Linked DNA regions of Homo sapiens: all the other regions are linked to region 1. Evidence: chromatin loops called from intact Hi-C (ENCODE). Cell type or tissue: heart right ventricle. All regions are shown on one strand. Region 1 overlaps SLIT1 (slit guidance ligand 1). Region 2 has its middle 46 kb from the start of PIK3AP1. Region 3 overlaps PIK3AP1 (phosphoinositide-3-kinase adaptor protein 1). Region 4 overlaps LCOR (ligand dependent nuclear receptor corepressor). Region 5 overlaps TLL2 (tolloid like 2). Region 6 overlaps TLL2 (tolloid like 2).

The links. Hi-C counts contacts between places; a loop is a spot of excess contacts. Peaks named below come from ENCODE experiments on the same cell type or tissue, not always from the same donor. Only the 100,000 strongest peaks of a DNase experiment are listed, where the experiment ranks them.
Region 2: it touches region 1 in a loop (30-fold over the local background); 50 of 110 quality-filtered maps call a loop at or near these places.
Region 3: it touches region 1 in a loop (2.6-fold over the local background); 25 of 110 quality-filtered maps call a loop at or near these places.
Region 4: a loop joins it to region 1, with 10 times the contacts of the local background. A loop is called at or near these places in 3 of 110 quality-filtered maps.
Region 5: it touches region 1 in a loop (3-fold over the local background); 25 of 110 quality-filtered maps call a loop at or near these places.
Region 6: a loop joins it to region 1, with 4 times the contacts of the local background. A loop is called at or near these places in 23 of 110 quality-filtered maps.

What each region holds. Positions count from the first base shown.
Region 1 is chr10:97,024,287-97,028,286 of GRCh38, reverse strand. The region is part of intron 25 of SLIT1 (slit guidance ligand 1); the gene reads left to right. Among named protein-coding and RNA genes, the nearest start is that of SLIT1-AS1, 76 kb to the left of the region's middle. In heart right ventricle, a CTCF peak has its summit at 2,460; a DNase peak (open chromatin) is centred at 2,468; H3K27ac peaks cover 1,380 bases.
Region 2 is chr10:96,764,136-96,768,135 of GRCh38, reverse strand. No RefSeq gene overlaps it. Among named protein-coding and RNA genes, the nearest start is that of PIK3AP1, 46 kb to the right of the region's middle. RefSeq lists a silencer at 2,161-2,250. In heart right ventricle, a CTCF peak has its summit at 2,287 (motif pointing left); a DNase peak (open chromatin) is centred at 2,285.
Region 3 is chr10:96,641,573-96,645,572 of GRCh38, reverse strand. PIK3AP1 (phosphoinositide-3-kinase adaptor protein 1) reads left to right here. Exons shown (of 17, transcript NM_152309.3): 8 at 1-100. Among named protein-coding and RNA genes, the nearest start is that of TM9SF3, 57 kb to the right of the region's middle. RefSeq lists an enhancer at 32-101. In heart right ventricle, a CTCF peak has its summit at 2,414; DNase peaks (open chromatin) are centred at 124 and 2,432; H3K27ac peaks cover 159 bases.
Region 4 is chr10:96,962,895-96,966,894 of GRCh38, reverse strand. The region is part of intron 7 of LCOR (ligand dependent nuclear receptor corepressor); the gene reads right to left. Among named protein-coding and RNA genes, the nearest start is that of LCOR, 130 kb to the right of the region's middle. In heart right ventricle, no CTCF peak of the experiment used is centred here; no DNase peak of the experiment used is centred here.
Region 5 is chr10:96,373,211-96,377,210 of GRCh38, reverse strand. TLL2 (tolloid like 2) reads left to right here. Exons shown (of 21, transcript NM_012465.4): 18 at 392-519; 19 at 3,402-3,615. Among named protein-coding and RNA genes, the nearest start is that of OPALIN, 16 kb to the right of the region's middle. In heart right ventricle, CTCF peaks have their summits at 1,512 and 1,725 (motif pointing left); a DNase peak (open chromatin) is centred at 1,710; H3K4me3 peaks cover 683 bases; H3K27ac peaks cover 558 bases.
Region 6 is chr10:96,394,033-96,398,032 of GRCh38, reverse strand. It overlaps TLL2 (tolloid like 2), which reads left to right. Exons shown (of 21, transcript NM_012465.4): 11 at 731-847; 12 at 2,013-2,158; 13 at 2,651-2,846. Among named protein-coding and RNA genes, the nearest start is that of OPALIN, 37 kb to the right of the region's middle. RefSeq lists an enhancer at 391-919. In heart right ventricle, a CTCF peak has its summit at 1,910 (motif pointing left); a DNase peak (open chromatin) is centred at 1,902; H3K27ac peaks cover 1,204 bases; H3K27me3 peaks cover 856 bases.

The sequences.
Region 1 (4,000 bases):
GGGGTGGGAGGAGGCAGGAGTGAGCCCTGCTGGAGGTGGTGCCTCTGGACATAGGCCAGGTTGGGACAGTGTTGTTTATTGTTCCTACTGACTTGAATTCACAGGGGCTTGTTTCCATCTGTGTTGGGTAATTTTTGGTTGCATGCTCATTTTTGCTGACATGTCTTTAGGAACTCTGAAGAGCTAAGTTGGAGATGCTCCTCTCCAGAGTGCATTTGTGCTTGTCTCTGCTGGGCACCAAGGGCTGCTGCTACCCTGGGACCACATAGCTTTTGTTGCATACACCTGGGCATAGCCGAGTGTCCACTTTCACTGTCCACCTTAGCCTTTTCAGCATCTAGTCTACATTTTACACCTTTGCATTTCCGCCCCCCCTTAATGTATCTCTTGTACTCGGGGTTCAACTGTGCAGATGTGCAGTTGGCTACCTTTTCTCCTTCCTCATGAGAACCAAATAACACCTGAGTACATCTTGTCTCCAGCTCAAAATCTAGAGGTTTTGTTTTTCAAATGAGAGGTGAACAAACAACATATGTTTTAAGCAAACCAAAAAAACCAAAGCTGCAAAAACAAATGTTGAGCCTATACCCATCTATAAATTAAGACTTTCTTTAGGAGAACAGTGATATCAGGCCAGAAGCCAGATCTAGTTTATAAGAAATAAACCAATAAGTAAAGATCAGGTTAGCAGTACTTGTAGAAAGTGGCATCAGTTTTACTGATTAGATGTGTTTATTAATTGCACCTAAGCTTAATTTCTCTACGAAACAGCATCTGTGTGAAAGAAACCTTCAGTTGTTATCAAGAAAGCTTGTGGATAAACTCTGCCCTTTATACCCAGGGTTTAAGATGGAAACAGGCAGCAGCCTGGAAGATGTGTGTGTACTTATATTCATGTGTTTGCACATATGCACATGCAGTATTGATGGGATATATGTCATGTACACACATACAGTGGTTGTCGCCTCTGTGCTTAAGACCTGCAACTCTTCCAGAAAGAATATTGAGCACTTATAAGGAATTGAAGAACGGTAAAAGGATGACATAGACCCACTACATTCACTCCGGGCTTCGTGAAAGCTGTATGCAATTTGAAGGGAGGCCCTCGCACACGGCTCTATGACAAGTGACAATCGAGGGTTAGCCAGGAGTTACCATCCAGTGTTCCTGGTTCCTGAAGGTGCTGATGTTACTGAGAAGCCCTGCTCCTGATCTGACTCTGGCCAGGGCCTCTCCTGTCCACTCGCAGTGTGGAGGAGGGGTGTGTGGAAGAGGGGAAGTCTTCCTATTTAAAACCCTTGAACTCTAGACTAATCAGGACTTGGGGCTTTAGGTTCTTGTTCTGCCATCAACTTGCAATGGGCTTTCAGACAATTTATTCTTCTCTTGAGGCCTATTTTCTTACCTACACGAAGATGATTTCTAAGGTCTCACATGGTTCACACATGCTGTAATGATTGTGAGCACTCTTTACTGTGCTGGACTTCAATACCCTGCACAATCCTCTGCTGCTATTTACTTTGCAGTTAACTCATCTTCCATTCAGCCAGCCAGCCATCAGCAAATATCTACTATGCACCAGGTCCCAGGCTAGGGTTCCCCAATGTCTGTCTTCATTGCTATACTCTGGCATTTTGTTGCCTCTCATTTGCTGTAGGCTGGAAAGCTAGATGTCCAAATGCATTAAGAATTTGGCATGAAAGGAAATATGGAAGGATTAAGTAAATTATGGCATGCCCATATGACAGAATAGCAAGTACTTAATAATGATGATAAAGACAACACATTTATTTATTTATTTATTTATTTATTTATTTATTTAGAGACGGAGTTTCGCTCTTATCGCCCAGGCTGGAGTGCAGTGGTGAGATCTCGGCTCACTGCAACCTCCGCCTCCCGGGTTCAACCAATTCTCCTGCCTCAGCCTCCTGAGTAGCTGGGATTATAGGCACCTGCCACTATGCCTGGCTAAGTTTTGTATTTTTAGTAGAGATGGGGTTTCGCCATGTTGGCCAGGCTGGTCTCAAACTCCTGACCTCAGGTGATCCACCCGCCTCAGCCTCCCAAAGTGTTGAGATTACAGGCATAAGCCACCGTGCCCGGCCAACACTATACCTTATTATTTGATGAAAACCTAGAATAAAGTAGACTGTACACTCTGATGTACAAACATATACACAGGAAATGGAAGGGAATACACTAAAATCAAATCAGTTGCATTTATGGGATGATAGGTGGTTCTTTTCTTTTTGAATTTCCTTTGCACTAAGATGTTGTGCTTTTCTCATGCTTTTAGACAGGCATTCATTCATTCACCAGACATTGACTGGTGCCTGCTAGTGCCTGACACAGCTGGGGATTTAGTGGTTTCTGCCCTCAAATGCAGCAGGAGACAGTGATGCGCACAGATAGATCGCCTAGGAGTGGGATGGATGATTCTGTGACTTGTAAGACAGCCAGGGGGCGCTATTTCAGTCCAGGTTACGCAAATAGGAGCTGGGTAGGGCCTTGGCATGAACAGATCAAATAGCTACTGTTTCAACTATTTCCATATTATGCCAGAGATCAACAACACAGGGTTATTTTTACTTTGGCTGGGGTATAAACCTGAATCCACAGTCCTTTTGGATTGGCGTGGCCTGGCTGCGGTGTCTGCCTCCCCAACCCCTGACCACCAAATACATCTCAGTCGGGCCTTGGCTCTGCACTCCCCACTGAGTTCACAGGAGTTTTCGTCAGGAGAAATAGTCCCCAGATGAATGCAAACTACAAGTACTACCGAAGAGAGGGCAAGGCAGTCCTCAGCCCCGAAAATCCAGCCTTTGGATAAATGAAAGCTTGTAATGTTGAATTCAGGTGTGGCTCAGAGTCTATTCAGTATAGAAACAAGGAAAAGCAAGTGTGGGCCAATCCAGAATTTATATTTTTGAATAGCTTTAGACGTGACTTTGTACCCATATTTTTTGTTGTTGTCGTTTTTTGTTTTTTTGTTTTTGTTTTTTGAGACGGCTGGTGTGGCATGAGCCACAAGTTGCCCAGGCTGGAGTTCAGTGGTCCGATCTCAGCTCACTGCAACCTCTGCCTCCTGGGTTCAAGCGATGCTCCTGCCTCAGCCTCCTGAGTGGAGTAGCTGGGATTACAGGCGCCTGTCACCATGCCCAACTAATTTTTGTATTTTTAATAGAGACAAGGTTTCACCATGTTGGCCAGGCTGGTCTTGAACTCCTGACCTCAGGTGATCTGCCTGCCTCAGCCTCCCAAAGTGCTGGGACTACAGGCGTGAGCCATCGCTCCTGGCCTGCACCCATATTTTTTTTATGATGGAGAGAGGGGAAGGAGCACTTACATCTCAGGTGTCACTTTGCTGACATTTATGGAGGGACCGTAAGCCACGCCGTGGGCCCTCTCTTTCACAGGGCCTCAGATTTCATCTTTTTGGCATTTTTCTCTAAATGAGCTACAGGACTGAAATAAAGCATTCCCAATCATCTTTCAACTTGTGGCTCATTGCCAGGCCACACTCCTTATCATGTGCTATAAAAAATACTTAGAAATACATTGTGTATTTATCTTTCGAATAACATACTTATGTGACATCACACTTTTTGTTAGTATAAAAATACTAATCTGGTGAGTGTAAACATTTTAAATATACCACCATTTAAAAATTCCTGTTATCTTAAAAAGTCTTTGTTTTTCTAAACACACTGGAACTTCAGAAAAAAATCACCCATCCCGTTAGCCAGGATGGATGCTGTCAGCAAATAAGGAAAGAAAAAAATGAAACACATGCCGAGGTCGAACCTGCTCTCTTTTCTGAGCTGTGTTGTTCCCTCAGCACCTCTTTTAGGTCATGCGTGCTTGTCTGTCTTCTCCCTCTAGGTTGCAGGCTCTTTATTGAAACATGAAGTGACCCCCAGATATATTAAGGGAGCCACTCAAGGTCGCCCAGGCACGGGGCAGCTGCATGGGGGCCGGAGTCCAGGTCTTGTTCAGCCTG
Region 2 (4,000 bases), 260 kb after region 1:
ACAAGCTCAGGGCTCCGAAGGATTCTACATTATGGTGAGTTGTATAATGATTTCATTATGTATTAGAATGTAATCATAACAGAAATAAAGTGCACAGTAAATGTAAGGCCCTTGAATCATCCCAAAAATATCTTCCCCTCCCATACCTGTCCATGGAAAAATTGTCTTCCACAAAACCAGTCCCTGGTGCCAAAAAGATTGAGGACTGCTGCATTAAACAATAACTCCTGATTCTCTTCCCCCAACCCCAGTCCTTAGTAACCATTGTTGCACTTCCTGTCTCTGTGAATTTTATTACTCTAGTTACCTCATATAAGTGGAATCATGCAATGTTTGTCCTTTTGCATCTGGCTTACTTCACCTAGCGTATCTCATCCATGGTTCATCCATGTTGTAGCATGTGTCAGAATGTCCTTCCTTTTAAAGGCTGACTCATATTACATTGTATGTATATCACGCATTTTGTTTATCCATTCATCAGTTGATGAACATTTGAGTATGTATATCACACTGTATATATATCTGTATGTATATCACACATTTTGTTTGTTCATCCATCAGTTGATGAACATTTCAGTTGTTTTCACCTTTCGGCTATTGTGAATAATACTGCTATGAACATGGGTGTATAAATATCTGTTCAAATCTTTGCTCTTAATTCTTTAGTATGTATATCCAGAAGTAGAATTGCTGGATCATGTGGTAATTTTGTTTAAATTTTTGAGGAACCACTATAGTGTTTTTTTGTTTTGTTTTGTTTTGTTTTGTTTTGTTTTTTGAGATAGAGTCTTGCTCTGTCGCCCAGACTGGAGTGCAGTGGCCTGATCTCTGCTTACTGCAAGCTCTGCCTCGCGGGTTCACACCATTCTCCTGCCTCAGCCTCCCAAGTAGCTGGGACTACAGGCACCCACCACCAAGCCTGCTAATTTTTTGTATTTTTTAGTACAGACGGGGTTTCACCATGTTTGCCAGGATGGCGTCAATCTCCTGACCTCGTGATCCGCCCGCCTCGGCCTCCCAAAGTGCTGGGATTACAGGTGTGAGCCACCACGCCCGGCCTTTTTTTTTTTTTTTTTTTTTTTTTGAGACGGGAGTCTCGCTCTGTCCGCCAGGCTGGAGTGCAGTGGCGCCATCTCGGCTCACTGCAAGCTCCGCCTTCCAGGTTCACGCCATTCTCCTGCCTCAGCCTCCCGAGTAGCTGGGACTACAGGCGCCGGCCACCACGCCCGGCTAATTTTTTGTATTTTTAGCAGAGACAGGGTTTCACTGTGTTAGCCAGGATGGTCTCAATCTTCTGACCTCGTGATCCGCCTTTCTCGGCCTCTGAAAGTGCTGCGATTATAGGCGTGAGCCACGGCGCCCGGCCTTTGGCCTCATAATTCTTTATTTCCTTCCTAGGTCTCTTATTACTTTTAATATTTACCCAACCTTTTTGAGTCATCCATAATGAATGTATAGTTCATTTGATTTGATTTGATTTATTTTTTTGAGATGGAGTCTCGCTCTGTCACCCAGACTGGAGTTCAGTGGTGTGATCTTGTCCCACTGCAGCCTCCACCTCCTGGGTTCTAGTGATTCTCCTGCCTTAGCCTCCCAGGTAGCTGGGAGTACAAGCACGTGCCACCACACTTGGCTAATTTTTGTATTTCTAGTAGAGACGGAGTTTCACCATGTTGACCAGGCTGGTCTCAAACTCCTGACTTCAGGGGATCTGCCCGCCTCGGACTCCCAAAGTGCTAGGATTGCAGGAGTGAGCCACTGCGTCTGGCCATGAATGTATAGTTCAAATACCTAGTCCACTGACCTTGCCTTTTAAAACAGTTGTGTCTGGGCTCAGTGGCTCAGGCCTGTAATCTCAGCACTTTGGGAGGCCAAAGCAGGAGGATTGCTTGAGTACAGGAGTTCGAGACCAGCCTGGGCAACATAGTGAGACCCTGTTTCTTCGAAAAATAAAAAAAATTAGCCAGGCGTGGTGATGCCTGCCTGTAATCTTAGTCCTTTGGGAGGCTGAGGCAGGAGGATCACCTGGGCCTGGAAGGTTGAGGCTGCAGTGAGCTATGACTGTGCCACTGCACTCCAGCCTGGGCAACAGAGAGATCCTGTTTCAAAAAAAAAATTAGTCCTCAATTCATTAGGAGTGTGGTTTACATGAATCGCCAGTAAAAGGAACATAGGGCTTGAATAGGCACTTATCTTTACCTGTATCTCACTGCCAGGGTGAAATCTAAAGCATTTATCACTAGTCCGGCTGAGGCACCTTCAGAACAGATGTTGGTGTAGGGTTGGAGCCCCCTGCTGGCAGCCTCCTGCTGTGCGTGACATTACTCCTTTGGGGGAGTCTCAAACGGGGACCCAGGAAGTTACAGGGAAGGGATGATAAAGGCCACTTGGAAGAACTGGGCAGTGACTGTTGATTAACAGTACGTAAAAGTAAGTAAAGGTGTTTCCATTTTAATGCAGCACATGCTGTCTTATTCCCCTGGGAAGACAAGCCTGGTACAAGGAACTGTGTGTGTAGTTTACTGTGGACAGTGGTGATACCAGGGAGCAGGGGTGGAGACTAAGGAAACTGACCAGGGAAGAAGGAAAACCAAGCCAGTCACATTGGTGACTGCAGTGGGCACGGGGGCTTCCATCCCAACAGCAACTTCTGAGGAGTTGTATACAGATAGTGCCTCAAACTGACCACCCAATGGATGAAAGGCAGAAGTTGTAAGTGTTCCCCCATGAACTCCCATCTAGCATTGACAGAGGGTCATCTTGAAGGTTGTAACGCCCTTGCGCTTGTAGGTTTCACATCAGCGAGTGCCGGGGTGCTCCCGCAGGCACGTCGCACCACAGCATCGGAGAACCTTGCGGGGTCAGGGGAAGATGTACAGCGCATGCTTGAGGTGAGGCAGGGCCACAGGAGGTGAGTTGAAGCCTGCATAGAATTGTGTCCTCAAATAATAGCAGGAATCGAGGTGTGGCCAAGAGGATCCAAGGCAGTGCGTGGAGCACCCAACACTTAGGCATTCCTCAAGAACCTTGTGTTCGGCAAAATCAAGCAGTAAGAGTAATAGGGCTTATGGGGAAAATAGGGTTAGAGGCAGATCACTCGTAATCTGTGGAAATCTGTAACCAGAATGCTAATAAAAATAGTGGTTTGCACATAAGGAGATAACTTGGACTGCCCAGACTGCCTCAGTGTGGCTGGAGACTGTCACAGTAGATATTTAAAATGTTCAATGTGATAGAGTGGGAACATGCTGGCAACACTTTAATTAGAGCTGGTCTGGCAAGTGTTGAAAGAGTGCAGATGGTGGTGGGCTCTGAGTGCTAGTCAGGTGGATCCAGGAAGCAGTGCAACCTGGCTGAGAGCTGGGGAAAAGGGCCCTGGGTGTGTGTGCTCATTGCCATTTTCCTAAAATACAGCTGAAAGGGCTCATGCAATTAGTGTAGCAGCTGAGCTGAGCGCTTCTTCCTTCCCTGATGATGGCTATAATTTTACTTCTGCAGTGAGCTGATTCCCATAACAGAAATGTGCATTCTAGCAGAACAAATGTCTTTCTGGGTCTCACTGTATGGTGAGACTGTGGTGCATACTGATTAAGTATTGGCCCATTTCACTGCTCCCGTGGGCTTGGCTTGCTCCATGCTGATACCGCACTTCCTCATTTCAGCCCTCAGACTCTGAGCCATTGCCCACCAGGTTTCCAGATGCAGTACCCTCTGTAGCTCCTCACCTGCCATTTCGAATCCTGTTTATTGACAGGTGTTAATGTGGACAGCCTATTTATTAATGAACTTCTCCGGCTTAATTTATAAGCCTTTCTCCTCCCATGAGAATGTTCCCCATTTCCCTCATAACTGCCCCCATGAGAATCCCTGATGAGTGAGCTCTGGTGCTTGGACTCCATCTCCCTCTCTTGCTTCAGATGTACCCATTATACATCAAAATGAGCTGCATAGGAGGCCAGCTGCCTCCTGTAATCCCAGTGGCTCACACCTGTAATCCCAG
Region 3 (4,000 bases), 380 kb after region 1:
TCCACAGACCTGCTTATGAAATGCTCGCTCAACCCCGGCTGTGACGAGGATCTCTATGAGTCCATGGCTGCCTTTGTCCCAGCTGCCACTGAAGACCTCTGTAAGTAGCACAACCCAGTTCTGCTTCCACCTTTCTGCTGAGAAACAGCTTTTTTCATTCCGGATGAAGATGGCGCGGGGCAGTCCCTATGTACCCTCACTTCACCCCAGAGAGATGAAGGTCCTGTTTTACACAAAGCTAGGGCTGGAGTCATGTGCTGTGACAAGCAGAATTCTTCTCCAAACTTCCTCTGTTATGACTGCTGGGAGAGTTTAAGCAAATATCTGGAAGTCAGAATTGATGAACTCATTGCCTCGTGATCTGAGAGGCCAAATCAGTGGCTCTCAGCCCTCAGTCTCCAGGGGTCCTTTTTATAACAAACATTTTCCTACTCTGACATGAGGTTTATGTATTATATAACCTACCTACATATAAAATTCTCAGAAATCAAATATACTGCCCTAATTGAAATAGGAAAGAGAAATTAAAGAAGAGGACATACTCAAACATGCCTGCACCAGAAGTCATGACAAAAGAGTCAGATGCAGACACACTCAGAATCACGGTCAACGGCTTCAAACATTGACTGACACGTTTGCAGTCTTGGTGGCTCAAATGATGGGAATAATGTTGGCATTGGCACCTGGATTTTCCTAGATGGTGAACAACTCTTTATGATTTCCTTTCCATTTTCATAGAAATTGAATTTCTAAAAAATTAAGTGTTTGCAAAAATAAGATGTGTTTATATGTGAAACAGTTTAGGTTCTAGGCTCAGAAAATAATAAGCAGATTTTTTGGGGGGCGAGGGGTAATTTGATTTTATTGCATTAATATATAGTAAGCTTATTTTCAAAATATCATTCTTCAGGATCATGATTTTTCTTATAAACTGTCTAACAAACTTTGCCCACTTTTTATTATCTTGTTTTTTCCAATGCAAAAGTAATGCCTTTTGACAAAAGTGAATGAGCAGTAGAAGTTCCCCTCCAACACCTAAACTCAAAACAAAATAGGAATCTTTAACTGAGTTGAGAGAAGTTCTGTGACTTGTGACTCCCAGCCAATATGGCATTGGTAATAATTAGTAATAAAATGAGGTATATTTGTCTATATTTTTGCTTATATCTGCTGACATTAAATTTAAAAATACAGACATACTTGTACATATACACAGATATGTAGAAATATACACATAGGTATAAATATGTATCATACGTACTTTTTAAAACTTATGTGTATGTCTAGGGAAATATTTGAAAGTCACGAGGGACATGAAACATCTCTTCATTGGGCAGGGCTGTCCCACACATAGCAGGATGTCTAGGGTCCTTCCCCCTTTTCCTAAATGCCATCTCCTTGGTGACCACCCAAAATACCCTCATAGATTTTCCAAACGCCCCCAGGGGGCAGTGCCACCACCCTTGAGAACCGCTGATCTGGGTAACAGTGGATCTGATCTCCACGCACGTACTGGAGTTGAAGCAGGAGACCCACACAGCAGGCCCTCTAAGAGGCTTATTCATGTGTTACCATCATTCGCTACCAAATGCTAAGCATGCGGAGGCACCACCGGAGACTTAGCCCTCCTTCCCTCTGGTTTTCATTAATAGATTCAAGGAAGAGAAGTATCAACCAAGGTATCAGCATTATGGATGGGGGAATTTCTGGAATGGGCTATATTGAGTGTTACAAGCCTTCAGCCTGAAAAGAAGACAGTAGGGCCCTGGGCCCACAGGGAGGCGGGCCTGACTTTCCCATCCATGAACTCATGGAAGAGCAGGCACCAACAGGATGCCTTGGAGAGAAGGCATAGGTTGGTCAGAGGGCCAGAGGCAGTCTCTGATGCCAGCAGGCCTTTGACACTGACCCCAGAACCTGCAAGATGTGGTCCAGAGGTTGTTAGGTGTTTGCCATTCAGATTGGGTGCTCCTTTAGGGGAAAGAGCAATAAAAGCTCCTCTCCGTCACCTAACTGGGAGGCTTAGAAGTGCTGGTGGAAGCTCTTCCAGAATGAGCTGTGCCTTGGCATGGATGTGGGGAGAGAAAGCACCATCGCTACCATCCACACCCTTGATTTCGGACCTGAAGTCCGAAAGCTACCCCACTAAGATGCTTTTCTTACCTGCACTTTACAAATGGGGAAACAGAGGCACAGAGGGGCTGAACATTCCCAAAGTGTCACAGCCAATCAGTGATAGAGCCCAGATTTGAATCCAGATTTCTCTGTCATTAGGACCATATTCTGCAGAAATTGTTATCCAACACCATGCATTTTAGTCGTGGTTCCTTTTGGAAAAACCATCTAGCCTCTATAGCCTTTCTTCCCCTATCTGCAGCTCCAGATATTGGATAACAAAGCAGCCTCTGGCGCCCCCTAGCCTTGCCCATCATCCTATCCATATACCTAATAAGCATGTCTGGAGCATCTAGTACATTTCGGTTACTGATGTCTTCTGGGTGTTGGAGATACAGGCGGGGAAGTGGGTAGGACCCAGTCCTTTCCATTGTGGAATAGGGACTCACTCACAAAAGAACACTTGGAGAACCACCAGTACCCACTTGAATCTGGAGACTGCATCATCCTTTCTGCCCTGTGTCTTTGCTATGAAACTACTGGACAATTAAAGAATGCCCTACTTTATTGGCAGTTTAGTGTTGACAGAGCCTTACACTTGCTGTCCCCCTGGATGTTCTAACACATGCCATGCTCCCACCACAGCACTGGAAACCTGCAGGGAATGCCACAGGTGTCTCTTCCATTATTCCTGGTCTGCTGGGCCCCTCACAGCAGGATCAGTGAGGTTTACCAGGGCTTCCCAAGGCAGCAGTGTGCTCTGGAGCTAGCCTGGTTTGTAGCCAACTGGCAACTTGTGAAGTCACCCGGGCCAGGGGGCTTCTGGATGCCGTGTAGCTGGAAGGAGGCTACCAGCGGGGAGGCAGCCTGTCAAATTTGGCTACTTTTTGCATGGGAAAAGGAAACCCACCACATTTTTCTTTCTTTTCTTTTTCTTTTCTTTTCCTTCCTTTTTTTCTTTCTTTCTACCTTTCTTTCTTTCTTTCTTTCTCTTTTTTTCTTTCTTTCTTTCTGTTTTTTTTTTTTTTTTTTGAGACAACATCTGGCTCTATTGCTCAGGCTGGAGTGCAGTGGCACAATCTCAGCTCCCTGTAACCACTGCCTCCCCAGCTCAAGCCATCCTCCTACCTAAGCCTCCCGAGTTACTGGGACTACAGGTGTGAACCACCATGCCCAGTTAATTTTTTGTATTTTTCATATAGATGGGATTTTGTGATGTTACCCAGGCTGGTCTTGAACTTGTGAGCTCAAGCAATCCGTCTGCTTTGGCCTCCCAAAGTGCCGGGATTACAGGCGTGAGGCACCATGCCCGGCCCACATTTTTCATTTCCCCAGTTATGTGAACTCTGAATTTTCTAACTCTAGACATGGTTTGGTTTGTGTTTCTGTCTCTGTGGCGTCAAGTTTAACCTTGAGAATGATCGCTTACCTCCTGGCTCAGAAGCAGCAGCAACTTGGACCTGGGGAGGAATAATTTATTTTACTAACAGTGGCTCTGTAGGTGACAAGGCAGCTTAATTCATAAAGAAGTAGGATAAAGGACAAACTGCTAAATCTAAAATGCGTATTTGCAGCACCGCCCAGCAGAATAATAACTTGGAACATCTGGCAGCCCTTTAAAAGTCCATGGACTGCCTGTATCCCCGTGATCTCATCTGACCATCCCAGGGTTTAGTGAATAGGATGATCTCCATTTCACAGGAAAGAAAACTAAGGCTCCAAGATTTAGTAACTTACTTAAGTCCCATCAAGGGAGGACTGGATCAGGAATCTGTGTCTTCGAATTCCCAGGAGGCAAATCTGTCTGCTGTCCCACTGGAATGTAGGGCTCTCCTGGCCTGCCCTTCTAGGGTCTGCATTTGTCAGCCCTGAGAGGGACACTTAC
Region 4 (4,000 bases), 61 kb after region 1:
GCATGGCAGCATGTGCCTGCAGTTCCAGCTACTCAGGAGGCTGAGGTGGGAGGATCACGTAAGCCCAGCAGGTCGAGGCTGCAGTGAACCGTGATCATGCCACTGCACTCCAACCTGGGAGATAAGAATGAGATCCTGTCAAACAACGGAAGTTCAACATTCTGTTAAGAATCTGATAAATAAAATTCTGTGTTAAAATGCTTACCTTTTAGAAGCAAATAAAGTGAAATATAACAAGAACTCTTATCTACTATATTACTTAACACTTTCTATTAAAAAAATTATTCACTCATTTCAGCTACAAAACCTAATACCACATGTCCCGAGCATATGCTGTTATATTTGAATAGTGTTTGTTAAGAGTCCTGGCCGGGCGCGGTGGCTCACGCCTGTAATCCTAGCACTTTGGGAGGCCGAGACGGGCGGATCACGAGGTCAGGAGATCGATACCATCTTGGCTAACACGGTGAAACCCCGTTTCTACTAAAAATACAAAAAATTAGCCGGGCGTGTTGGCGGGCGCCTGTAGTCCCAGCTACTTGGGAGGCTGAGGCAGGAGAATGGCATGAACCTGGGAGGCGGAGTTTGCAGTGAGCCGAGATCGCGCCACTGCACTCCAACCTGGGAGACACAGCGAGACTCCGTCTCAAAAAAAAAAAAAAAAAAAAAAAAAAGAGTCCTTTGGGGGGAAAAATCCCCAACTCAGGATATGGCAAAAAAAAAAAAAAAAAGTTTCCATTTTCTCCATTTTACTTCTCTTATGCAATCTCCCTAATTTCCACACCTGTTAAGACATAGGGCCCCCTGAATTAGTTTCCAAAATATCAGCAGAATCAGAGAAAATTCCAGTTTAAAAGAAAAAGTCCTTTCTTTAAATAGGGCCTTTATAACAACTGAAGAGCTGAATATCAATTTGAAGATAGGATCACTAAAATAAAGCAAATTCATTTATGAGATGCTAAACTGTAATCTTATTACTGACCTGGCTCCCAGTTTATAATGAGTAACGGCAGGAAATGACCATAAACAAGTTAGTTATGGCTTTGGAACTTACAGCAAAATAATAATTAGCTTTCTTAAAAAATCTTGATTAAGTATGTGGCATAATTAAGGGGAACAAATAAAGCCAACAGAACAAGTCTGTAGTACTAATATAAATTCCTATTTTATAAACATCAGACCAAAGGCAGAAACAGCTAGATAGCCCGTCTTTTTTTTTTTTTTTTTTTTTTTGAGACAGAGTCTCGCTCTGTCGCCCAGGCTGGAGTGCAGTGGCGCGATCTCAGCTCACTGCAAGCTCTGCCTCCTGGGTTCACGCCATTCTCCTGCCTCAGCCTCCCGAGTAGCTGGGACTACAGGCGCCCGCCACCACGCCCGGCTAATTTTTTGTATTTTTAGTAGAGACGGGGTTTCACTGTGTTAGCCAGGATGGTCTTGATCTCCTGACCTCGTGATCCGCTCGCCTCGGCCTCCCAAAGTGCTGGGATTACAGGCGTGAGCCATCGTGCCCGGCCGACAAAAACTATTAAAAGATAAACTAGACCAATTAACAATAGCATCATCTTTAAATATAAAACACCACTAGCAGTCTGGCGCAGTGGCTCACACCTGTAATCCCAGCACTTTGGGAGGCTGAGGCAGGTGTATCACGAGGTCAGGCGATCAAGACCATCCTGGCTAACATTGTGAAACTCCCTCTCTACTAAAAATGCAAAAAAATTAGCCAGGCGTGGTGGCGGGCGACTGTAGTCCCAGCTACTCGGGAGGTTGAGGCAGGAGAATGGTGTGAACCCAGGAAGCAGAGCTTGCAGTGAGCCGAGATCGTGCCACTGCATTCCAGCCTGGGAGACAGAGCGAGACTCCATCTCAAAAAAAAAAAATTTTTTTTAAATGTTGAGCAACATATACTCTGTTCTTTATGTGTTCTGGTAAAAGGAATTATCAGCGAACTGCCAAGAATGAGAACTACCATCATAACCTTAACTGACTGACAATGTTGCTTTTATACTTATGCCTCAAGACAAAAGCAAACAAAAAATAGTCACTATTATTTTCTGACAAGGAATCCCGGCATTAAGTTTTATACTCTTAAGAAAATTATAAAAAACTAAGTCAAGACAGAAGACGGTATTATGAAAACATTACTGTATCTTGTTTAGCTGAATACATTTTTTAAAATGAATAATCCAATGAAGAAAACTGAGGTAATCTGAGCGCCGAGGTATCAAATTAGTAAAGACACTGAGTTTACAACGCAATATTGCACCTGAATATGAAAGCAGAATCTCACAGCAGCAACTTTATCTAAAAGATTGCATCTAGAAAGAATTTATCATTAAAAAAATCACTTTGTACCATGTGTATTTACAGTTGGAGTACAATCCAACTTTTACCCATTTTTTGAATTTTTCAAAAAGCATTAAAATCTTAGGAAGTAGAAACCAAGCTTTAAAAACAGTTTTTCACAACAAAATTTATTAGAAGAATAGTGGTTTTGAAAACTCTAGCATCCAGTGAGAACTACCATACACAACATTACAGCTGGGAATGTTTCTCCAAAATGTCATGGTCAAATAATACAATGGAACCATTAAATCTTACACATGCACGAAAGAACAAGCGCTTTTGACATACAATGCAAAAAAAAAAAAAAGGGGGGGGACCACATGGATTAAAATTTTAAGTACTCATCACATACATTAAGACACAGTTTTAGTCCAGTCAAAAATCAGAACTGCATTAAAAAATTTAATGTAGTGCAATCAAACCAAAAAACTTAATTTGTGATCATAAGTGCTCTACTACATAAACATTGATCATAGCAAGGAACAAAAAGTTCAAATCACACAGTACAAAAAAATCTGTAAATAAATATAAACTACAGTACAAGAGAAATATTAAATTATACAATTCCATCAAACTGTAAACAGTATATTGAAATGAGGTCCATAAGAGTAAAGGGGGTTCCTGTTTTGTTGTATGACACTTGAACTTCTAGAAATCTGAAAGATACCATTTTCCATATCTCCAAAGGCTATGGGTTTTATATGTGGAGAGAATTTATTTTAGATGTAAGATATCAAATATTAAAGCAGAGAAATAATCTATTTTGTTAACCACAGATAGTACTGCAGAAAACAAAAGCAATTTTAAAGAGGCAAGTCTTAACATTAAAGATGCAAAGGACTAAAACACTGGAATTAGAACTTCGCATCAGAAAAAACTTGTCACTGAGAACTTCAAGGCTACAAAATACACGGACAAAACTGTCTGCTGATATGCAGACCTAGACCTCTGCTAATTTTTTTGACATTTTACATACTCATGTTACAACACCAACTTTGGCAGAATCACTACTGATAAACTCAAAGCACTCCTGGCCCAATGGTTCCATCACAGTGGCCAGTGCACAAAATTCTCTAAAGACATTGCATAAACTAGAATGTAGAGGTCAGACACCCAAGGACCAGTGCTTGAATTTAGTAGTAGTTATCGTGAAGAAGCAAGAGCCACATCAAGAAGGAACTGCATCTGTTAACAGCTTACAGAGCAGTTAGGAATGTCTTTTGTTTTAGTTGTGCTGGCTATTAGTGGCATTTAAAAATATATAGTTTAACTGTGCATGTTTGTGTGTGTGTGTGTAGTGTGCTGGCTATACATTTATGCGCTTTTTTTAAAAAATACACTGTTAACAGGAACCCCCATATTATCTGCTCAGTAGTAATAACTGAATATATAGAATGCCACTATAAGAGTGTGAGGCACCATGTGCTGGAGAGTTATATGCAGCTTTAAAATCTGTTTGGCTGAGTTATACCTGGATACCTGAACTGAGTTTTTTAAGTTGACATTCATCAGATGTGCTACCAGCACGTTGAAATAAAAGCAAAACAGAAAAATACAAGTCACTGTTAGGTTTAAGAATAGCATCAAAGTACCTGAATTGAGTGAGAAGAGTGTGTAAACTGTCCCTGAGGGTTTTTAAACAGTGTGTACAAGC
Region 5 (4,000 bases), 650 kb after region 1:
GAGTGGCACCCTTTTACAAATAAGGACACCGAAGCTTACATAAGAGCCCCAAGTCCCACAGATTGTAGGTGGCAGAACCAGGACATGGGCCGAGGCCCACCTGACCCCACTGCCAGTGCTTTTAACATATTTGCAAGGATAACTGCAATGTGGATAGGAATAGAAAGATAGCCTGGCCCCCGAGCCACAGTCAGGAAGGCAGAAAAGCCAGTGCAAGTAAACCAGCACATCCCTGAGCCAGGAGATACCTGATTCAGGATACCCCACCCCCATATTTGATAAAGACCCTGAGACAATTAGGAGAGAGGGGAGGAGACCCCCCTAGAATCCTTCTTGTGCTGCCCACAGTGAATGACTTCTCTCTTTGTATGTGTCCCCCTGCCACCCCCAGCTGGCTGTGCACACAAGATCAGCAGTGTGGAGGGGACCCTGGCGAGCCCCAACTGGCCTGACAAATACCCCAGCCGGAGGGAGTGTACCTGGAACATCTCTTCGACTGCAGGCCACAGAGTGAAACTCGTGAGTCATTTTTGTAGTTTATTGAGAATGTGGACTTGAGTATCAGGCAGATGTGCGTTTGAGTCTCTGCTCTGCCACTTCCCAGCTCTGTAACTTGGAAGTTACTCAACATTTCCAGGTCTCAGTTTCATTATCTGGAAAACATGGATACTAATGAAGCCTACTTCATCGGGCTGTTGTGCAGATTAAAAGAGACAACGCACAAAAGCTCTATAGGTCACACCTGGGCACAGTGGGACCCGCAGGAGGCGGCATCCACCACCCACATCTGCAGTGCTGTTTGAGATTCACTTGTTTCCAGTTTTAATTTTTTACAAGACAATACAGTCTCATGATTAAAAATGAGATGAATCAGTACAGGAGGTTGGAAATAGAAATCAAAAGACCCCAGAGCCCCCATTTCCACTCTAGAAATGACCACTCTAAACACATTCTTATGGATCCTTCTAGAAATTTTCTGTGCACAATCATGACTGTCAGTGCACAGGGAAATATATATGTTTTTGTTACTCAAATTCCTCTAATAAAATCCCATTCGTATTTTTTCTACAACTTACTTTTTTTTCCCATTAGTAATAGGAGACTAAGTTCTTTATGCAAATTCCCTCTTGAATTAAAAATTTTCCCCAAGCCTTTATTTGAAGTCTTTTTCACGTATATGATGTGTGGTTTGCACAGTTATTTCAAAGGAGAGTTGAATCTCCTAGGAGTCTCATTTCTCAACCCCCAGGGACTCCCACACTTTGGAGAATAAAGAACCCCTTTTGCCAGCTGGAGAATGTATTGTACTTCAGGCAGATGGACATTTTTTAAATGGGTTTTTCTGACTGTAGAGGTAAGTAGGATTGACCCTATGAACTGTGGACGATAACTCAGGGAGAATGGAAGAGAACAGAGAGGGAAAAGTCCATGATCAATGGACTATGGCGCAGGGACTTGCAGGTTGTTTATTGGTGAGAGCCATGAGTGAGGAGCAGAAGAGGCGAATGGGCCCCCAGGGCGTCGAGGGGTGAAGACAGGGCCTCTGACCACAGGGTGCTCCCAGCGGGCAGTTCACATGCTGGGCTGCCCGTGGGGAAACTGCTGCTCTGCTAAGAGCTGGTATCCCGGGTCAGCCTTGAATCTGGGTGAGGATGAACTGAAGAGAGCCTTAGGGAAAGGCACTGCTTCTCCAAGACCGCCATCTGCTGGGAAATGTTCGCAATGGCAACATAGAGCCCCGAGGACCTCGGGGGAGGCGCCTTCTGGCGTTGGGAGCGCGCAAACGCACAACGGGAAGCGTTTGCCCGAGGCTCACAGACTCACGTGGTAGTTTCCAAAAGGCGTTCCCTTGGGAAACGGATGGTGGCTATATTGATTGCGCGCTTTTCGCTACCATAGAATGTGAGTTGAATACTTCTCAAGGAAGCTGGTGGTGTTCACTGCATGTGGGTGGCGACAGGGCGCCCCATGGACCTCCTGGGAGCTCCCTGCCTGCTGAGCCTAAGGCTCCCTTCCACTGCATGGCCGTCCCGGTGCCACTGCTCCCCTGTCCCGTGTCTCTACCCACCACCTTGGCCCAGTGCTCCCTATGTCACTGGCGGGAGAGCTTTGCCCAAGTACGTTAGTGTGTGGGAGTCATTCTTCTGAAAGCCTGCATTGCCGTGCTGGTCCCTTCCCCCTCCCAACCTCCATCTCTGCGCTGCCAGGCCAGCCCCGCTCTTTTGAATTGACACCCCCCCCCCCCCCCCGCAACTAATGTCCTGTCTCCCTGCTCTGTCATTTGGTCCAAGTCTTCATCTAACACCGTCCCCGCTCACCTTATCCCATCTCCCTTGACGCTGGGGCTCCCATCAGTCGGCCACCTACCCAGCATCTGAGAAGCCTGCATTCAGGGCTGAAAAGCCTGGAATGGTGCGGCGCCCCTGGCGAGCGTTAGGGGACAGTCCTTAGGGGGAACAGGGAGAGGTGAGGCAGCATAACCTGATGACTGATAGCAGTGGGGGTTGGAGAAGGCTAGCTGGGGTCAAGTTCAGCTTCATCTGTCTCCAGCTGTGTGAGCTGGGGCAGGCCAGCCAGCTTCTCTAAAACTCATTTTCCCCATCTGCATGTTGGAAATAATAACAGCTCTTCCTTCACAGCATCACCAGAAGTAAGAGAGAAAATGCGCATAAATGCTTGGCATGGAATAAACACTCGGCGAGAGTCAGCCACCATGAGGGTGCTGCCTGGAGCAGCGTGCACCTCATACAACCTCACCAGCGTCATTTGTACTAAAGGGTCGTGCAGCAGAGTGCACAGGTCAACAGCAGGGTCTCTGATGCCAGAGCACCAGATCATGGCCCAACTCTCAGTATGTGACCTTGGGCAAGTCATCTGACAGCGATGAGCCTCATTTTCCTCACCTGTAAAGCGGGGATTAGACACATCACAGGGGTGTAAAGATTAAATGAGGCGATACTTGTAAAGCATTTAAAACAGCTGCCGACAGAGTGGGCACTCAGCCCTTGCTGGCTCTTAGCCCTAAGTGAGAGAGAAGCTGTGTGATGGGATGGAAGGAAGACAGATTTGGGCTGTGTAAAGCCTGGCTCTGTCGCTTAATAGCTGTCAAAATGTCAAGCATTTAATCTCTGAACCCCTGCTCTCTCATCTGCAGTGTGGTCATTGTAGCAATAGCTCATGTAACTACTTCATAGGGCCACTTGCTGGACCAAAAGCAAGGCGGAGGTTGAGACCCTCTCTACAGATGTCCTCAAGCATCATCACGGCCACACACCCCCTGCACAGCCAGCTGGACGTCTCCCTGCACTGCCTCGCCCCTTCCTGTCCCAGAACTGGAAAGGAGGCCCCCACCCCAGCTGAACGCCAGGCCCTTGCCTTACTTTCTGCTCTTCTGTCCCCAGACCTTTAATGAGTTTGAGATCGAGCAGCACCAGGAATGTGCCTATGACCACCTGGAAATGTATGACGGGCCGGACAGCCTGGCCCCCATTCTGGGCCGTTTCTGCGGCAGCAAGAAACCAGACCCCACGGTGGCTTCCGGCAGCAGTATGTTTCTCAGGTTTTATTCGGATGCCTCAGTGCAGAGGAAAGGCTTCCAGGCAGTGCACAGCACAGGTACCTGGGGTGGGACACTGGCTTCCACCTGATGAGCACTTGGACAGGAGACAGAGAAATGGTGAAGGCACGACAAGGACTGCCTTTTATTCTGACTGGGGGAGGGCGAGGGGAGGAAGGTGCGTGATAAAATGTCCTATTAAAATGAAGCATCAAGCTGGGCGTGGTGGCTCATGCCTGTAATCCCAGCACTTTGGGAGGCCGAGGCAGGCGGATCATCTGAGGTCAGGAGTTCGAGACCAGCCTGGGCAACATGGTGAAACCCCGTCTCTACTAAAAATACAAAATTAGCTGGGCATGGTGGTTGGTGCCTGTAATTCCAGCTACTCAGGAGGCTGAGGCAGGAGAATTGCTTGAACCTGGAGGCAGAGATTGCAGTGAGCCA
Region 6 (4,000 bases), 630 kb after region 1:
AGGGGAATCCAGGGTCTTGCTGCCACTCTGGACTCTGCCCAAGGACTGAGGACACAGTTTTCTGCTTCTCTTAGATTCTTAAACCTACCTGGGATCTCTTTCTCAAGGTGAGATGGGGAATGGGTCCTTTTAGGGGCTCCCTGCTGCTCTCCCGCTAGTCCTGTCACTCCTCCATCCTAGGAACCCTCCTACGGCTACCAGGATGGGGAAAATATGGTGCATCCTTCCAAATCTTTGCTATTGCAACTAGGCTTGTGAAATGTAAACGCCAAGATGGTTTTATTTCTTTGCTGTGTTTTCCCTGGCATCCCTTCCCAAGTCAAGGAAAGCAGATGTCTAATGCCCCCAAAAGGGAAGGGTATACATGCAACAGGAAACACCAGGAAAGGAAATCTGCTCTATTCTCTCACCATTCTTCCCCTGCCTCACCTTCAGAGCCTCAGCAACACCCCTCGGCAGGGGAGAGGCTGCCTGGGCTCTTCTCTGGATACTTTGATGGGAATTTGGAATTCTCCTGAAGTCAGCCTGAAAAAGAATTAAGTCACACATTATTGTGTGACTCTTCCAATCCCATCTTTTGATCCTGTGTGTGCTACAGGATAAGTTGTCCCAGCCAGGGTTATTGCTCACTTCAAACCACGTGTGAAGAACCTCAGCTTCCTCCTAGCCTGAAGCCAGTGCCTTCTTGCTGTCCCCAGGGCTCCTAACTGCTTCTTTTTCCACTTTCCAGGCAGGTTTTGTGGCGATAAGATCCCGGAGCCCCTCGTCTCCACGGACAGCCGGCTCTGGGTGGAGTTCCGCAGCAGCAGCAACATCTTGGGCAAGGGCTTCTTTGCAGCGTACGAAGGTTTGTGCGAGGTGAAAGCAGCTGCTCGGTGGCCCCTCATAAGCTCTGTCCTTCCCAGGCAGCCCACTGTCCCTCTCCCAGCCCAGACACTCCAGGCCAGAGCCACAGGGGTGGGGGCAGCCACCACAGGGGGCAAGCTGAGGATTCCACAGCCCCTCCTGCAACATTCTGGAAGCAGAGGCCAGCTGTGCCCACTTCAGAAGTAGTGCCATCCTTCTGACGCCATCCCACTCAACCCTCATTCCAGGCCAGCTGAGGAGTCGGCTTCCCCCATACAGGACGGTATTGGGGGGATCTAGAACCCTGTGGAAATGATAGCAGCCTCTGAATTGCTGTGTGAGCCTAAGCAAAGAATCTGACCTCTCTAGGCCTCTGTTTGTTTCCTTTGTGAAAAGAAGACTTTGGGCAACATCAAGGAATTTCCAACTGCGTTTCTTAGAAGGGCCTCTGAGGCTACCCTGGTGGCTGAGTAGAGGGAACCAATAGGTCTGGGCTCTAGGCAGCTGCCACCAGGTGATGGTGCTTCTATTTCTTCTATGTCTTGAGCTTCTCTGGCTCATTCCCCACCCCACCGTACCCTCTACCAAAAAAAAAAAAAAAAAAAGAAAGGGGAAAACTACCAGAAAATTACCAAGGGTCCTTTGGCCTTACATTACCAAGGGTCCTTCGGCCTTAAATTATTACAATTTTAGAGAGGCCAAAGTTTTGTCTTTGTAAAATAAGTAATGTGCATGTGTGCGCATGTGTGCACGTGTGCGCGCACGGGTCCTTTCCTACCAGCGGTCCTGTACTCTCTACCTTGAATCACCTGGGGAACTTCACGGCTACGCAGCGCTCCCCAACACCCACTGGAATCAGAACCTCTGGGGAGTGTGGCCCCAGCTTCCACAGTTTGCAAACTCCCTCAGGCGATTTTGATGCACAGCGAAGTTAGAGAACCACTGCTTTATGTGGTTTTTTCTTTATATGAAAAAAATTCAGAGTTAAAGACAAATGCAATCGTGCCTTTCTGGAGGCGCGGTGTTTGTGGGCTGGAGATGAAAATGTTGGTGAGCGGAGCCACCTAGTGGTGGCAAGCGCTGTTCCCCCCGCCTCCCCAACCTTCCTTCCTAAGTAAGATCTGACCAGGGCCCCCGTCTTCCTCTCCTGATGTCTCTTTCTAAAGCTACCTGCGGGGGAGACATGAACAAAGATGCCGGTCAGATTCAATCTCCCAACTATCCGGATGACTACAGACCTTCCAAGGAATGTGTCTGGAGGATTACGGTTTCAGAGGGGTTTCACGTGGGACTTACCTTCCAAGCTTTTGAGGTGAGTGCTGCTCAGACCGGCTTCCCAAGGAAACGGCAACTTTTGCTAGACATCCTCCACTCTGTAAAGATGGGTTTTCATTTTTGGCTAAAAACAGGAACCTAAGAGGCTATTCTCAAGCCCATAGTGAATTGTGCCCGGACATCTGACATCAACATCTATGCAGGCTTTGAAATGGGGTTTGACACCTTTCTGAGGGCAGTAAGAGAGGTTGAGAATAATAATCAAAGTGAAAATTCAGGATGGGATCCAGGGAAGTTTGGTAGAATTGTTCTTCTCTATTTATCCTCTTAGACTCTTCTCAGTTTGATTCACCCTTGACTTCTGCAAGTAAGGAGTGAACTAGGAAGCAGCATGGAGAGACCTGGGACACACTTGGGTCCTTTGGCCTCTTGGTTAGATTTTGAGAGTGATATTTGGGTTCTCTTCTTAAATCAAAAACCTTAAAGCAGAACCATCTGCCATCCACCTTGCCTCTGTTTCTTCCTTTAGATTGAAAGGCACGACAGCTGTGCATATGACTACCTGGAAGTCCGGGATGGCCCCACGGAAGAGAGTGCCCTGATCGGCCACTTTTGTGGCTATGAGAAGCCGGAGGATGTGAAATCGAGCTCCAACAGACTGTGGATGAAGTTTGTGTCCGATGGCTCTATCAATAAAGCGGGCTTTGCAGCCAATTTTTTCAAGGGTATGAATTAGCAGTTTGTTTCCACTTTTAGGCACAAGAAGAAATATTGCTCCCCCTGGCCTAAGACACACAAAACCATATGGAAGCTTACCACCAAACAAGGCTCCCTGCAGAGAAAAGGCAGCGATGCATTTCAGAGCTGGGTGTGAGCCCCCAGCAGAGTTCCCAACTGATCAGGAGCAGGCTCAGCCTTGGCTTCCACACGATAGAAAGTTCTGTACTTGGAAATTAGATCTAATAAGTTTACAAGGGCAAACTACACGGTAGTGAAACTGAGCATGGAATAACAGCAAATATTTGGATAGCAGCTATCATTAATTGATCACCTACTGTGTACCAAGAACTGTGTAAGGTACTTGACTTACATAATGTCATTTAATTCCCCAAATAACCCTGTGAGTTAGATTTGGATCAGGGCTGGGCAGGGCTTCTCAGGATCATGCAGGTAGTTAAGTGGCAGATCGGGGATCTAATTCAGTCGGCCTAATTCCTAAGCTCAAACTCTTTCTACAACATTGCTACTATTCCTTGATGTGGGCCAGAGAGGCAACCCAGGTGTTCAGCTCCTGGAACATCAGTGCCCCTAGACTACATGCTTACCCCCACATGATCGGGGTTGGGAGGAGAATAAGGGGTGGCACTCTGGGAACAAATTTCCGTGTTGCCCTGGGGACCTGCTGCTCTGTAGGGTCCTGATGGAACCAGGCCCAGAATGGCATGGGCAGACCGAGCTTTCCTGGCCCCAGAAGAGCCAGCTTCCAACCCTCCTTTGAACGGGCAGGTCCTCCTTCTCTGCTGTCAGGCCCCTGAAAGCCCTGAAGACCACACCCTAAGAGGGAAGCATGGCTGCTCCCCACTGCATTGGGCCTGGGCGCCCAGGAGCACAGCAGCAGCCCTTGAGTAGAGACATTCAGTCCTCTGCTGCTGTGGCCCCTTAATCAGTGACCCCACTTCCCCAGCCCCCCTACAACTTGTGCTTGCCCAGAGCCTGCTTTCTCCTCTTCCCTCCTCTCCTAGGACTCCTGGCTGAGCCAGCACAGAAATCCCAGTCCCTCCCTTGCTTCCATTCTCCTCTTCTGCCCCATCTTAGACCTTCTCCCAGGTTCTACGTGAACAGCCTGGGTGTCAAAAGAACCCACTTCTGCACTGTCACC